Linked DNA regions of Homo sapiens: region 1 is linked to region 2. The links are chromatin loops, found by intact Hi-C in ENCODE. Cell type or tissue: heart left ventricle. All regions are shown on one strand.

Region 1 (8,000 bases), 1.2 Mb before region 2:
TTACCTTAGGTCAGGAGTTCAAGACCAGCCTGGCCAACATGGTGAAACATGTCTCTAACAAAAAAAGTACAAAAATTAGCCGGGCATGGTGGTGTGCACCTGTAGTCCCAGTTACTAGGGAGGCTGAGGCAGGAGAATCACTTGAACCCAGGAGGCAGAGCTTGCAGTGAACTGAGATGGCACCGCTGCACTCCAGCCTGGGCAACAGAGTGAGACTCCATCTCAAAAAAAATAAAAGATGTTTGAAGTGATGATGGATATCGTAGTTACTCTGATTTGATCATTATGCATTGTATACAGGTATGAAAATATCACATCTACCCACAAAATCGCTACAAAACTAAACAAAATGAGTTGTTAGAGTGGAACCTGATCTAATCTGACTGGCGTCTTTATATGAAGAAGGAATTTGGACACACAGAGGGACACCCTGGGTTAGTGAGCAAAAAAGGAAGACCATGTGAGGACACAGCAAGAAGGTGACCGTCTGCAACCAAGGAGAGAGGCCCCAGAAGAAAAAAAGACACTGCTAACACCTTGGTCTCAGTAAGAAAATTAATTTTGGCCAGTTGTGGTGTCTCAGGCCTGTAATCCCAGCACTTTGGGAGGCTGAAGCAGGCGGATCACGAGGGCAGGAGATCGAGACCATCCTGGTCAACGTGGTGAAGCCCTGTCTCTACTAAAAATACAAAAATTAGCTGGGCATGGTGGCACGTGCCTGTAGTCCCAGTTACTCTGGAGGCTGAGGCAGGAGAATCGCTTGAACCCAGGAGGCAGAGGTTCCAGTGAGCCGAGATCGTGCCACAGCACTCCAGCCTGGTGACAGAGCAAGACTCCATCTACAAAAAAAAAAGAAAGAAAAGAAATTTCTCTAGTTGAAGTCACTCAGTCAGTGGCGTTTTGTGATGGCAGCCCCAGCAAATTAATTAACCTGGGAAGGAGGCAATTTTATGAAAAGATGAGGACTAAGTTGGAGCAATGGATGTGGGTCACTCTTATAAGCTTTACAGTTAAAGGCAGCATTTTTTAGAGTAGAGAGAAATTTTTTTTTTTTTTTTTTTTTTAAGATGAAGTCTACCTCTGTCGCACAGGCTGGAGTGCAGTGACGCAATCTTGGCTCTCTGCAACCTTGTGCCTCAGCCTCCTGAGTAGCTGGGATTACAGGCGCTGGTCTCAAATTCCTGACCTCAAGTGATCCGCCCGCCTCAGACTCCCAAAGTGCCGGGATTACAGGCATGAGCCACTGTGCCCTGCCAAGGGTAGAGAGAAATTCGACGTGGAGAAACAGCCTTAGGGTTTGTTGGCTGGTTTCGTTTTGTTTCAGATAGGAGACAAGTGAGCATGTTTATACACTAAACATGTTTATACATATTTTTATACACTAAGCATGTTTATACAAATGTTTATACACTAGTGAAGAAGGACTTTTTAATGCCCTAAAGTTCTAAGAAACCTCAAGAAGAGGCTAATAACTCATGCATTTCTTCATTTTGGACCAAGACACTGGTACCAGCCATATAGACAGCAGTAGGAATCATTCAGGGGATACAAAGGTATGTAAGGTATAGATATTTCACTCAAAGAACTTTCTCTGCAATGGAGAAAACAAACACATAAGCAGTATATTACAGAGCAGTAGAAGGACTGTTAGGTTAAAACATACAGAAACATCTGGAAGAAATGACTACACTGGCCAGATGTGGTCTAAGAATGTTGTTTAGAGTAGGCTATACCTGACCTGAATATTAAAAGACAATATAAATTATTCAGCAAAAATAAATAAGGATAAGGTTAATAAGAAAATGATAAAGTAAGTTTAGTAGCTTTTGCAAAAGCAGGAAGGCAAAAGGATAGCATAGAACAATACTGTTAAGAAGATGTGCTTATTCTTTAGTTAGAATGAATTGCTTCTTTTATTTTCTCACACACTAAATTAGTTTAGTTTGACTGAATTAGTTTAACTAAAGTGTGTGTGGGGGGGATTTAATAACTACACATTTGCAATAATTTTGCAATAACTATTTGCTGCAGTGCAAAACATCACTAATAAGATCTATATTGATTTGGGGTCCAGAGCATTTAGTTACAGGAATATCATAAAGGCTACCAATATGTTAGTTTCCTACTGTACACATTGCAGCAAGTTTAGTGGCTTAATACAAATTTTTCTTATAAGTGTGAAAGTTAGAAGTCTGAAATGGACCTCATTGTTTTAAAAATTGAGGAATCAATAGGACGGTGTTTCTTTCTGGATCTTCTAGGACAGAAATGATTTCCTTGACTTTTCCAGCTTCTTGAGGCTGCCCACATTCCTTGGCTCATAGAGGTCTTCCATCGCCAAAGCCAACAACGGCCTTTCAAGTCTTCCACTTGTTGCATCACTCTGATACTGAATCTTCTGTCTCCCTCCAAATTTAAGAAACTTTCTGATTATATTGGGACTATGTGGGTAATCCCGGATAATTTCTCCATATTAAGGTTGCTAGCATAGTCACAGATTCCAGAGACTGAGAGGTGAACATCTTCGGGAAGCCGTTATTCTGCCCATCAAAGTATGTGCTCTGGTCCTGAAGATTCAAATTCAATCTACATGCAAAATACATCCACCTGTCTCATCATCCCCAAGAGTCTCAGTACCTTACAGAATCAACTCGAAGTTCCAAACATCTTTTACTTCTTATCAACTCTACTATATGGAGAAGATTTTTGGAAGTAAAGGATGTGTGAAATTATTTGTATATTTTAATTATTTAATTGCATGTATTTGATAACAATTTAAATGACAACAATTTTGGTCAATGTAAAAGAAATGTTTAGTTTAAGTCTCAAAACTGATGTTACGAACATTGTTATGTTCATAAATGAGGGTAACAGACTAAAAATAGCGAGTACACTCTATTAGTATCTCCTGTGGACATTAGTATCTCATGTGGATCAATTGGGAAATCATTATTCCTACAATAAATTTTCAGAAATAAATCTGAAAATAAATCATGAGTTGTATCACATCATCAGTGTGCACATTTATGGAAATGTAATAGAATGGCCATAGAATATAGGTTATGCTTATAGAATTCTACTCCAGGAACTGGAAAATTTACAGCTGCCTAAACTTATCACTGAACTCAAGAAATAACCCCTTCAGATATTTTCCATGAAGCTTTACTCAGAGTTTACCACAGGGCTTAAAAGACTACTGAAACTACACTTGGAGGCCTTAATATTTTTGAAAGAAGGAACATTTTATAACCAGAAAATTAAAAATAATATTATTAAATTTGTGATCAATCTATAGACATTTACTTATGGCAGAAGGGTTGCTTGGGAAAATGATTTATCTTCCATCATCGCATATTAATAAGAAACCAGAAAATAGCTTCCTTCTGCCAATCTTGACTGCTAATGATAATTACAATAATTTGTCTGGTCCCAGTTGTGGGAGGAACGCCATGATTTCTTGTAACTCTCTGTGCAATGTCATCAGCTCTCTTAAAAACCCTGAAACTTGTGTGCTATTTCACTTTTCACATTCTTTTCCTTACCCAAAATTACTATAGCAGAGCTAGGTTTCGACCTCCAGTTTTTCTAATTCAAAATCCTATACATTTTTTTTCACTTGTCTCAACTTGAAAAAAACAGCAATGGTAGATGTTTTCCAGGGAAACTGGCATTTGTAGATATTGCAGCCAATTTGTGTGTGTGTGTGTGATGTTACATGTCCATTCACAAGTGGACACAGTTCATGTTTTCACTCAGATGCCCATCTTTAACTCTTTATCCAACTTCAATTGCCTTGCCTGTCTCTTTACATTTTAATTGATCAGTAAATACAACCAATTCTGATTTTGAAAATTGCCTCAGCCTTTTCAGGTCTTCATTTCCTCTGTTATAGAGGAATATCATAGAGGTAAAGTGCTAGTTTCCTAACAACATATTAAAGCTACATACAGTCAACATGACTTGTTGATATTGACCTTGGTCACCTAGTTAAGGTGGTGTTAGGTTTTTCCACTGTAAATTTACTATTTTTCAACTCTTTCCATATTGCACCCTTTGGAAGAAAGTCACTATTAACAGCTCATACTGAAGAAGTGAGTTGTTTTGATTATTTGGTATTCTTCTACAAGGCAGATTTGTTTCTTCTCTACTACCTATTCAATTGTGTATTGATATCTGTATGGACTCAGACATTGATTTTATAATTTGGACCATAATCCAATGCTACTTTGTTTGCTTTGTTGCCCAAATTGTTCTAGCTATGGACACTTGGAGCTTTTTCAGTTTGTTCCTCGGACCCTTTGACATGCCCCCATCATTGTGGGTTTTCTTTTCTTCCTTTTTTTTTTAGGACTTTCTGGCATTATAAGATATAGCCCTAGATTCAACTTGCATATTTCATCTATTTTTAAGTTATTAAATAGCATTTACTTTGTGATCCCATTTGGGGAAATACATGGAATTCAGATGCATGTATTATAATATGGAATAATATCAAACATTAATAGTGGTTATGCTATCTCCGGGTAATCGTACTATTAGTGATTTAGTTTTTCTCTTTATGAATCTTTATTTTTATTATGACATATTACTTGTGTTAGAAATCAATAATATTGGATGATCAGAAAGGAAATAAAAATATTCTGAAGGCAATAATAACTTATTTATAAATCAGTGAAGCCTGTGTCTCTAGACTGACAGGACATGAGGCAATTTTAGAGTGGCAGGTGCCCTCTACTGGTCAGCTGCTCAAACCCTCTATAGACTAAGAGCTGCATCCTTAAAAACAAAAGCCCACCATTTTCTTAGCACTGATATCTCAGGAGGTAAAAAAGTACTTGGGCTTTTGCTAGAGATTACATAGCTACATATCTGAGGGGTCACTACGTGAACTTAAAAATTGACTCCTATAAATGTGAAGTCTGTACTGTGGATTGTGAATTAGAAATGGATATGTGTGAGAACAGGCCTAGAAAAATATCACACATGCTGACTTGCCAATGTTGGACCTCTTGAGTCTAATCTACAAAAAAATCTCCTTGGATGAGAATATTTTGTTCATGACCTCTCTGCTGAGAATGTGACCATGTCTGCTACAGAGCTTAAATAAATAATGCTGAGACTATTCATTACAAAGCTCCCAAGGAGAAAAAAAAAGCAATTTATTTTATGTACTACCTTAATTAAGTTTAAACTGCCTAGTGTGAATTTTTGATGAAGAACAAAGATATAATAAGTGATTTTGCCTAGGGAAGCTCATGTGCTGAGTCAATACTTATTGAGCACAGTTCTCTTTTATATTAGATGCTGCTCTAAGAAGCTGCGTGCAATACAGCATCAGATGTTGCAGAGCTCTGCATATGGGGGGCTTGCACTTGTGAGCAGAAACAAACAATAGGCAATAAACTTGATAAATGAGTAAATGACTTGATTGGTAGCAGGCATAAAGAAAACCACAGTGTATTAAGGGCCACTGGGAGGAGTAGGGGTGGAGATGCAGCCAGCTTGCTGTACTAAGAGAAGAGACAGAGTAGGCCTCTTTAAGAAGGTGATGTTTGAGCAAACTAGCAATACATAAACAAATAAACCTTAAAATTCTTTTTTTTAAATTCTGAGAGTCATCTTTTATATAACAAACTGTAGTTATTTCTAATTCCTCCTAGGATAAAATGAAAAAAATTTAAGGAGGCCTCCAGGGCTTTGTAGATTCCAGCCTCAGCTTGGTTCTCCAGCCCATTTTTAACTAGCCCCTCTTTTTGTTTACTCTGTTTCAAGCATATTGATTTTTGTTTGTTTGTTTTACTTATTTTCTTTAATGACCAAAGCCATTCCCAACTCTGAATCTAAACACCTTTTTCCTCTGCCGGGATTCTGCCCTTGCCACCATTCCTACCCTTTAACTCTCAATTGAAATACCATTACCTCAATAAAACCTTTTCCGGGTCACACCAACCATCTCAAACTAACAACTCCCTGAATTTCACCTTCCAATGTTACCATGGTTATATTTAAATTCCTACGTAGTGAATTTTGTCTTCTCCCAGCCTCTAGCCACACTCTACTCCTGGACCGGAAGCATTTTGAGATCAGGGGCTTCATCTTGACTGTCTTCCCAGCACTTCGTATGGTAGCTCATAGTAGTCGCTTAATGGATATTTGTTGAACAAATGAGTCAAACTTTTTGTTTAGTTCCCTGCTGCCCCATATGGATAACCTTGATTATCTGAACATTTAGGGGAAATCTCATGGAGGCACCCTTTTATAGTACAGAATTTCCCTCATGCCTTCTTTGCTACGAGGTAAATTTAAATCATGGGTGCAAGGAGTCAGACATGACAGAGGCAGAGATTCTTGATTCAACAAGTATGTATGTCTATTTTCTCTTAGAAGCTCAAACTTTTGTATGTTCCACACTTTATATCACGCACAATGATGGAATTATGGGAAAGTGAAACATCGTAGTTTTGATTATAGTGGTGATTAATTTGGCACCGGTCTCAAAGCCGAAAAGAGAAAGGGGGAGAAGAATGGGGAGAGTCCCTGAACAGCTGATCTATGCTGCCAAAAGACGCAGCTTCTCAAATTACTTGGAGGAGCCAGAGATCCCTTAAATAAAAGGAGAGGTGTCTAGGTTTGTGCATTTAAAGAGACATATTCCTTTAAAGCAAATTTTTCAGCGCTGACTACACATTAGAATCACTAGGAAAGATTTTATGAATACAGGATATACAAGTCATACCCTAGGTCAATTATATCAGAATCCCTAGGGCCAAGACCTAGGTATTGATGGTTTTTAAAAATTTCTCAGGTGTTTCTAATATACAACCAAGGTTGAGGATTACTGATTTAGATAAAAGCAATTTACTCTGTTAATATGCAAATATCTCTAGATGAGGATATATATATATATATGTAAACAGTTTAAATATAATACACGTAATACTTATAAATAAATTAAATAGAAATTAAATAAAATGAAATATCAGATTCTTTCTAGTTTACCTGGTCAGTAAGAAAATGTTTTTGATGAGGCTAGACAGGGCGCTAGTGGGGGAGAGAAAGTTCTGGAGCACTCTTTCTCAATTGGGTAGTGAATGGCTGGGAAGGATTAGGAAAAGTTCTAGGATATTAGTAATCTAAAAGAAAACAGGGCAGAGTATGGAGGGGATGTGGACAGAAAAACCTGAAGTTAGAGATGACCATGTATATTTCAACATTCCACAAGTATATCTAGGTACGTACTGAATCCCAAAGAGAATGGGGCTCTCAAAGTCCACGGGCTGGAGAAAAAAATTTTTGTCCCCAAAGGGTCTGAGAGAGAGCAGGGAGTAAAATTGTATAAAAATCTGTTTGGGAGAAGAAGTCATTGGGGCCATGATCATAAAGCTAGAAACAAAGACCTTCAATTTATGTAATAATTAACAGCAGTGACACTGTGCCTGTAAAGTAAATAGAATTGGATGCAACACACACACAAGATGGTGAAGCTTGTTTTGAGAAATCTATGCCTCACTGAATTTTATATTCTTGAAAGACATTTTCATCAGTTTAGATACTTGACTTCATCAACTGATTGACTTTCACTTAAATGTTACTCTTAATGCAGACTCTAACCAAAAATTATGACCATGTGGACTTAATTAAGTCTAAAGTGTTTAAAAATTATTTCAGACTCGAATCATCTACTATATTGTTCATACCAGTAATTATGATTAGGCAGGAAATTTAAGAAGACTATTGGAATATGAGAAGCAAGGAAGGTAACGTCTCCCTTATATAAAATAAATAAACTTGGATTTGAGATTCCCTAACTGTGGACATAGCTAGTCATTTTGATAGAACAAGTTCCAGTTCTGCCACACTGGCATTCTTGGTAAGTACCACATATATAGCTTTTAATTTTGAACAAATACTCTGGTAGATAACAGTTGCTTCTCATGCCAGTTCAATTGAATTAGACCCAACTTGGCTTCATAGGTGCAACTGAGGATTAAGGATGGCAA
Region 2 (8,000 bases):
TCAGAATTAGCTCCTGTGGAACCTGACTATGGATAAGTATGTTAATAAATACATTACATTTTTGAAAATTATGTAATGCATTTTTTTGGACACAGGGCACTGTTCATAACTGTATATATGCTTTACCTCTAATACAATTACTACTATAATTTACTTCCTAAGTTGGTTTCTGTTTGGTTAATATACACATGTGTTAGCTCCAAGATAACTGAAGAGCATTTTCATGCTCACCAAGCCAGCTCCAAACCAAGCACAATCCCAAATCTGAACTCTTATTCCTAAAGTCAAATCAAATCAGATGGGTCCCATGGGAAGAAATGAGATATGTCCAGGCCAACATCATGATTAGACCCATCTCCAATGTCACACTCACAAGTCAGTTTCCTAACCCACTCAACCCAACATTTTACCTCCAAAAAAGATGACACAAGATCATGCTTGAAACATATGGGGAAAGCATAAGCATGAAGTTTTAAAAGGCAGGAGAGAGAAAATGTGTGTATTAGGCATTCAAACCTACTACAGAAAGAGGTTTCTTTTTTTAACTTTTATTTTAAGATTTTAAGTTCAGGGATATATGTGCAGGTTTGTTACATAGGTAAACTTGTGTCATGGGGGTTTGTTGTACAGATTATTTCATCACCCAGGTTATTAAGCCTAGTACCCATTGGTTATTTTTCCTGATCCTCTCCCTCCTGCCACCCACAACCCTCCACTAGGCCCCAGCGGGTGTTGTTCCCCTCTATGTGTCTCTGCGTTCTCATCATTTAGCTCCCACTTATAAGTGAGAACATGTGGTATTTGGTTTTCTGTTCCTGTGTTAGTTTGCTAAGGATACTAAGGCCTCTAGCTTCGTCCATGTCCCTGCAAAGGACATGATCTCATTCCTTTTTACGGCAGCATAGTATTCCATGGTGTATATGTACCACATTTTCTATATCCAGTCTATCATTGATGGGCATTTAGGTTGACTCCATGTCTTTGCTATTGTAAATAGTGCTGCAGTGAACACATGTGTGCCTGTGTCTGTATAATAGAATGATATATATTTCTTCCTTTGGGTATATACCTAGTAATGGGATTGCTGGGTCAAATGGTATTTCTGTCTTTAGGTCTTTGAGGAATCACCACAAGAGAGAGCCTTCTTTACAGGGAAAGCAAGCCTGGGTTTGAGGAGGTGACGGCAAACTATCGCTCAGGACCAAATCTGCCACCTGTTTTTGTAAATAAAGTATTGTTGGAACACAGCCATGCCTGTTTGTATATGTATTGTCTATGGCTGCTTTCAGGGTAAAATGGCAGCTTTGAGTAGCTTGGACAGAGACCGTGTAGCCCATAAAGCTGACAATATTTACTATCTGGATGGATCTGTACAGAAGAAGTTTGCTGGCCCCTGGTTTAGAGTTTTACATTTGCTGAAAACAGTAATTATTGAACAGTTTCTTTACGTTTGCCACAGAGCACCATTTGTGCCTCGGTCTTAAAGCAACCCTACATCTCATCACTTTGCTGCCATAAGTTCTGAGAACAATTATTTCTTTGTTAACATTTGGTAAACTTATCTCTAGGGACATAAAAGAAGGTTGGGAACATCTCTGAGGTTTAATTTCAAAACACGTTGAGTTTAACATGGGGATTCACCAAGTGCTGGTAGCTAGAATAATGATGCACTTATCCAAAGACTTTTCAAGGGGAGGTTACTGACTAGTGCTTTGTAGTACAGGCCATGAGAGTAAACATGAAAAAAATGGGCATAATTCCTTTTCCAAGTTTTAATCATAAATGATCATTTTTTTAAAGATTCCAATAACTTGCCCACTAAGAAAAAAAAAAGGAAAAAAAATGGGGGAGGGAGATAACGACACAGTGGTTTTGTTCTAAAACAGTCATGTGCAATGTCATGGTGCCATCTACAGTATTTCAATATTTTCACCCAAACACCAGAATTTGAAGAAGCCCTATAGACACATATCTATTTATTGAGGGAGAAACGTTTTTCTAGCACAACAGTATAAGAAGGCTTTAGGCTAAAATTTTCTCTGTGGTCACGGTCTTCTGTCTTCTTCTCCTATGAACCATTTTTAAGTTTATTCCGTTTCCTGACAACTTCTTAGTTCCCATTGTGATAGTAAATATTAAAATTAATGAATGCGCTGTACCTGGTAGGAGTGCAATGAAACTGTTCAAAAATGTTGGGATTTAGTATCTGCTCACGTTCACACAAACACAGTCACTATTGTCAAATGCGCTGCAGTGGTGGAGTGTAGCAACAGGAGGGATGAGACCCAAAGGTCTGAAAAGCCAGTATTTTAAGAAGTCTTGGAAAATGTGGAGGTTGAAAAATCTAACAGGAGTGCTTGCTTCAGCAGCAATTTAGAGTAGATTAGCATGGCCTCTGCGCCAGGATGACATGCACATTCCTAAAAGTGTTCCGTGTTTTAAAAAAAAGAGAGAGACAGAATCTAAGGGGATGTGTACATTTGCTAGAGCTACTATAACAAAGTACCAGAGGCAGGGTCACTTCAACAACAGAAATTTATTTCTCACAGTTCTGGAGGCTAGACGTCCAAGATTAAGGTGTTGACTGGGTTGAATTCAGCCCATAACAGGAAATAAGGAGTTAAATAAAGCACTTGCTTCTATTGTTTGTACCTAAACTTAACAGAACACAGTAAGTAACAAGTCATTGGGATGCAGAAAAGAAAAAAGAGAGTGAAGGAAGGAGAGAAGGTGAAGGGAGAATGGAAGAGAGGAAGGGAGGGAGGAAAGAAAAGTTTGATGAATGATTGCAGTCTAAACTGGTTCAAACAAGAGATCTTGTTTAATTAAGGAATTCATCCCATCTCTGCCTATTAGGAGGAGGAAAAAGTCTAAAATAGAAGATGGTGAAAGTTGGATGACCCCAGGCATTAAGGCCATTCATCTTTAACTGTTATGCTTGGATCATGCAAATGTGTCTGGTAGCTACAAGGGTTGCTGTGGGTACTGAATGTTTTATTGTTCTGAGACTATCAAAGAAAATAGCCATGGGACATATAGACCACAGAATACTATACAGCCATGAAAAAGAACAAGATTGCATCCTTTACAGAAACGTGGATGGAACTGGAGGCTGTTATCCTCAGCAAACTAACACAGAAAACCAAATGCCACATGTTCTCACTAATAAGTGGGAGCTAAATAATGAGAATTCATGGACAGAAAGAGGGAAATAGCAGATACTGAGGCCTACTTGAGGGTGGGGGCTGGGAAGAGGGAGAGGTTCAGAAGAGAAAAAACTATCTGATACTATGCTTAGTACCTGGGTAATTAAATACTCTGTACACCAAACCCCTGAGTCATGAGTTTACCTATATAACAAACCTGCACATGTACTCCTGAACCTAAAATAAACATTAAAATATTTTACAAAAATAAAATAAATTAACAATTAAAAAAAGAAAAAAATGAGACAATAAATAGATCCTGGGAAAAACTGTCCCCAGAAGTGTTCTTTTAAATTTGCACTACAGATGTAATCCAAGTTGAGTAAAATAGAAAAGCATGGATTTGCTGTTCCTGAAAGTCATTCATGGTTAATTGCCGAACACTTTCATCTGCAGTGTCTGTGGAAGGGTAGAACCTTAAGTAGTTTTTCATTCTCTGACTACTCAACTAGAAAGGCATAAGAGGCAACTCACTCTATGATATCTCACTGTTTGGCCTCTCCTGTTTCATAGTAGCAAAGGATTTTTGCACTTATCCACTAATTTATGATTTCTTCTTAATAAAGGAAACAAGAGCCTCTATTTATTATGATTCCTGCCATGTGTGAGGCTTGAGCTGGGTATTTTACATACATTATTTCATTTGATAATCACCTTTTCAAACTCTTCAACCACATAAATGCATTACAGAGAGCTATTTTAGATAAACATGGTTATAAATATGTAAACTATATAAAACCATATGTTAGAACCATTCTGTTTCATGCTTTTAGAAAATCTTACTATAGACCATAAATTAAAAACAGTAAATTATAAACCAAACACTTTTATGGGGTTTTTTTGGTCTTGCAGTTCTAGCTGAAGGAATACTGCACTTTAACTCACATGCTGATTAATTTTATTCACAAATTTTGAATTATAAAATGTGTAGAGTCACAGACAATTCAATTTTTTCAACACCCATTTTCCCAAGACAATAACCGAAGTATACATACAGTAGCCACTATTGGCAAAAAATGTATTCCTCATTTATGGAAAAAGTGCAAATAAAGAAAAATTGCTGTTTATAAGCATAATTCCAATGACTGCTGCGAGTGGGAAGCACAGTGATTTTGTGTTAGATCTCTAAGAGCTTACAAGATGGAAGCTTGTGGTGTAAGCATTTAGTGGTGCAATACTGTCATCTCGTGGTCAGTATGCAGTATTTCAGATTTAGTTGGAGAAAATGTCTGAAAATCGTTAACGATATTTCCAGTCTCCTTTCACATACTTACTCCCCAGAGAGTCTGATTTGTACACATAGACATGATAGAATCGGCTTGTTATTTAAACAAGCAGATGGATGTTGTATGAGATTGTTCCAGGAGTTTACTGCCTTAGACCCGGACGAGAGGGGCCCTGCCCTGGCCCCGTCAGTTAGAGGGCTCAGCTTTGACCTCTCCTGCCTGTACCCCTCTCCACAGATCAAGAAGTCCTCGGAACCAAGAAAACGCCCATCCAAAACCAAGCCCTTTTCTTCCCTTTACCTGCCCTCTATCTCACCTCACCAGCAGTTCCACTTTCCTGCATCTGGATGAATGCTCTAATGCTCTCACGTTGCCTGAGGTTTCATGAATAATAGCTGGCTGCCACTTCCCAGATATCATTTGCATTTGAGCAGCTTCCCGACATATAACACACCCCTTCCCAACAATAATAATGATGAAAGGAATTTTGAAGATGCAAAAACAGCCCCATGGAATAACTTTTCTCACCCCCTTCAAATCCTATCCCAGCATGTATACAAGAACATGTGAGCACTTTCCAAACCTTAGCTCTCCGCTGCCACCTTCAGGACGATTTCAGTAACCGCAGATACTGCAGCTGCTTAGCTAAGAAACATTAACACTCCCAGACAGAGAAACCTGGCTGAATCCTGAAATAGAGCCAGGTGAGAAAAAAGTGGTCGGCATTTAGTTTATGGTATTTAGCAAAATCTTGTAACATATTTTATTGGATACTCTATCAAATAACAGAATAACAATAGCTAACACCATATATAATGTAGACATGTGTAAGTAATAAAAACTGATAAAACGTTTTGTTTTATATGTATAACAAAACTATATGAATATAAATAAAAATATGTATACATCCTACAGTAACAACAGCTGATATTTATTTGGAGCTTTTTCTGTGGCAGGCAGTATTCTGTATACTTCATCACTGTAAATATGTTTACATGTTTTGAAATGTCTCAATAACAACATGAGGTACATACTACTCTTAGTATGTTCCTTGCCCGTGGGGGACTCCTGTCTTTGCAGTGAGTCAGAAGATAATGACATAAAGCATAGACATAGCATTGCCCTGCATTCATTCAACAAATATCACCGAGCACTGAGAATGCAGAGATCAGTAGGACAAGCAAGTTCTTTGCTCACGACCATGTGTGCAGGTAGGGAGATGAGCAACGGAAAATAAATATTTTTAAGGGAATATATGAGTGATAAATGTAGCTTATAAAATGTATAACTATACTGGAAATCAAAATAGGGTGACGTGATAGAAAGTGACTGAGAGGCTATCATACATTGAGTGGTCCAAGAAGAGTTGCTATTAAAGTAGGGCCAATCTAAAAAAAAAAAAAAACTATATGATGATCTATGGAGAACATTCCAGAAAGATATGAAGAGCTAGTGCAAAAACTTTGAGAAGGGAAGCATTTCAACATACTTGAAGAACACAAATAAGGCCATTGGCAGGGGTGAGAAGGGAAGGGAGAGGGTGGAAGAGGGAGGGCTGAGAGCCAAACACAGCCACAGCATGGAGGGCTTGATAAGCCAGGGCTGTGCAATGAGGTTTTTTACCAGGTGGGAAGAGAAGTTCTTAAAAGGCTCTGAGACTATCAAAAAGATCACTCCGGCTGCTCCATGGAGACAGGAATTTATGGTGCAGAGAACGTAGAAGCAAGATACCTAGTGAGAAATCACGTGCAATATAGAGGCTCAAGAGACACCACCTTTGACTAGCAATGGAAATGGACAGATCTAGAAGATCCAGGTTTGTTGTGGCCATGGAGTCTACAGGTGTACCTGATGTTTTCAATGTGGAACAGAAGGGAAAAGATGAACTGAAAGTCATACTTAGATATGGGAATTGCTATGACCTGGGAGGAGAAAGTTTCTGGGTGGCGAGAAGCAAATCTAGAGTTGTCCTGCAAGGCCCGGATGGAGGAGCCCATTCTGTCTTCCTGTTTGACCGCAGTCCAGCTATTGGACCTCATGGAGCCCTAATGTACTTATCTGTAAAAATGCAGGAGCAGGTTCCTGCCAGATCAGTTTCTCTGAGTCTCGTGGGATTTAATTGAAGTTGACACAGAATGACTTTAAAACCTTCCAAGCCAATGGCTAATGATGAAAATACATATGAAAATTAATTTGGGGGATCCTGTGCAGAGGAAAACAAAATAGTTCTATTCAACCCTCAAAGGAAATGTCCAGAAGTGAAGATGAAGTTATCTTTCAGAGTTCCAATACTCCTACCCCACTACCTGTTTAAAATGGACTTTTATGTTACATAATCCTGAAAATGTTAGGAGTCAAAATTCCTCTAGATAAATGTGGTACACATATACCATGGAATACTATGCAGCCATAAAAAGAAAACAAAATTGTATCCTTTGCACCAACGTGCATAGGAAATCTTATCCTTTGCACCAACATGGATAGGACATCTTATCCTTTGCAACAAGGTGCTTTCAGAAGCAGGATGAGCACTGCAATTGAAGGCTAAGAGGAAATGGCTCTTGGCCAATTTAACTGATCAGTCTGTAAGAAATTAAAAGGAACATAACCAGAGAGAGATAGGGTATCTCTTATGAGAACATCAGAGGAGCGTCTATGGCTGTGTAATGTTGACATTCTCTTCTCAACGTGGATGCAGCTGGAGGCATTTCCTAAATGAATTAACACAGGAACAGAACAGCAAATACCACATATTCACACTTCTAAGAGGGAGCTCAGTATTGTGTATGCATGAACATAAAGATGGTAACGATGCTGAGGACTACTAGAGTGAGGAGAGAGGGACAGGAGCAAGGGCTGAAAAGCTACCTATTGGCTACCATGCTCACTACCTGGGTGACAGGATCATTCAAACCCCAAGTCTCAGCATCACACAATACAGTCATGTAGCAAACCTGCACATGTACCACCTGAATCTACAATGAACATTGAAAAATGTAAAATAAACATTGAAATTATTTTTAAAACAGAAGCATAAGAATATAAATTAATAATGATATTCACCTTTTACTATACCTTGGTAAAAAATAATTATGAGTTCAGTTTAAAAAGTCTTCTAGATAACAAAAGTATCATACTGCTTTTAAATAAACATGGTAGGTTGGAGTAAGTTCTTTTTCATTTGGCAGTGACATTGCTCTTCACACAAGTTTCCATCAAGTATTGAACCACTTGGGCTTGATTCTTTCCCTCAAGTTACTTTTGAAGGAGTCTGTGAGGTTTGGGGATTATTGCTGTGATATCTGGGTTTTCTAAAGAAAATTCCAGGAAACCAAAAGGATTTGGGACAAAGCATACATGAACAGGAAACAGAGACATGGAAATAAATATTCCATCTTCTGGGAAAACATGCACCATTATCAATTATATGGAGCTAATCTTCATTTTAAAAATTGGTTCATCTTTCCATTGTCAGAGAGAGATTACAAAGATTGGTAATATTCCTGCCCTGTTCCTTAGAACTTTTAGAGAATTTCCATTTTCTAGTTTGCTTTCTCCAAAGACTTGG

The links. Peaks named below come from ENCODE experiments on the same cell type or tissue, not always from the same donor. Only the 100,000 strongest peaks of a DNase experiment are listed, where the experiment ranks them.
Region 1: a loop joins it to region 2, with 3 times the contacts of the local background. A loop is called at or near these places in 10 of 110 quality-filtered maps.

The regions. Positions count from the first base shown.
Region 1 is chr21:27,560,145-27,568,144 of GRCh38, forward strand. No RefSeq gene overlaps it. Among named protein-coding and RNA genes, the nearest start is that of LINC01673, 74 kb to the right of the region's middle. In heart left ventricle, CTCF peaks have their summits at 4,732 (motif pointing left) and 4,933; no DNase peak of the experiment used is centred here.
Region 2 is chr21:28,740,851-28,748,850 of GRCh38, forward strand. It overlaps a transcript of HEMK2 not described here and the pseudogene LOC124905067. Among named protein-coding and RNA genes, the nearest start is that of HEMK2, 140 kb to the right of the region's middle. RefSeq lists a silencer at 1,757-2,051 and an enhancer at 4,761-4,850. In heart left ventricle, CTCF peaks have their summits at 1,918, 4,378 (motif pointing left) and 5,069 (motif pointing left); a DNase peak (open chromatin) is centred at 5,011; H3K4me3 peaks cover 627 bases; H3K27ac peaks cover 1,018 bases.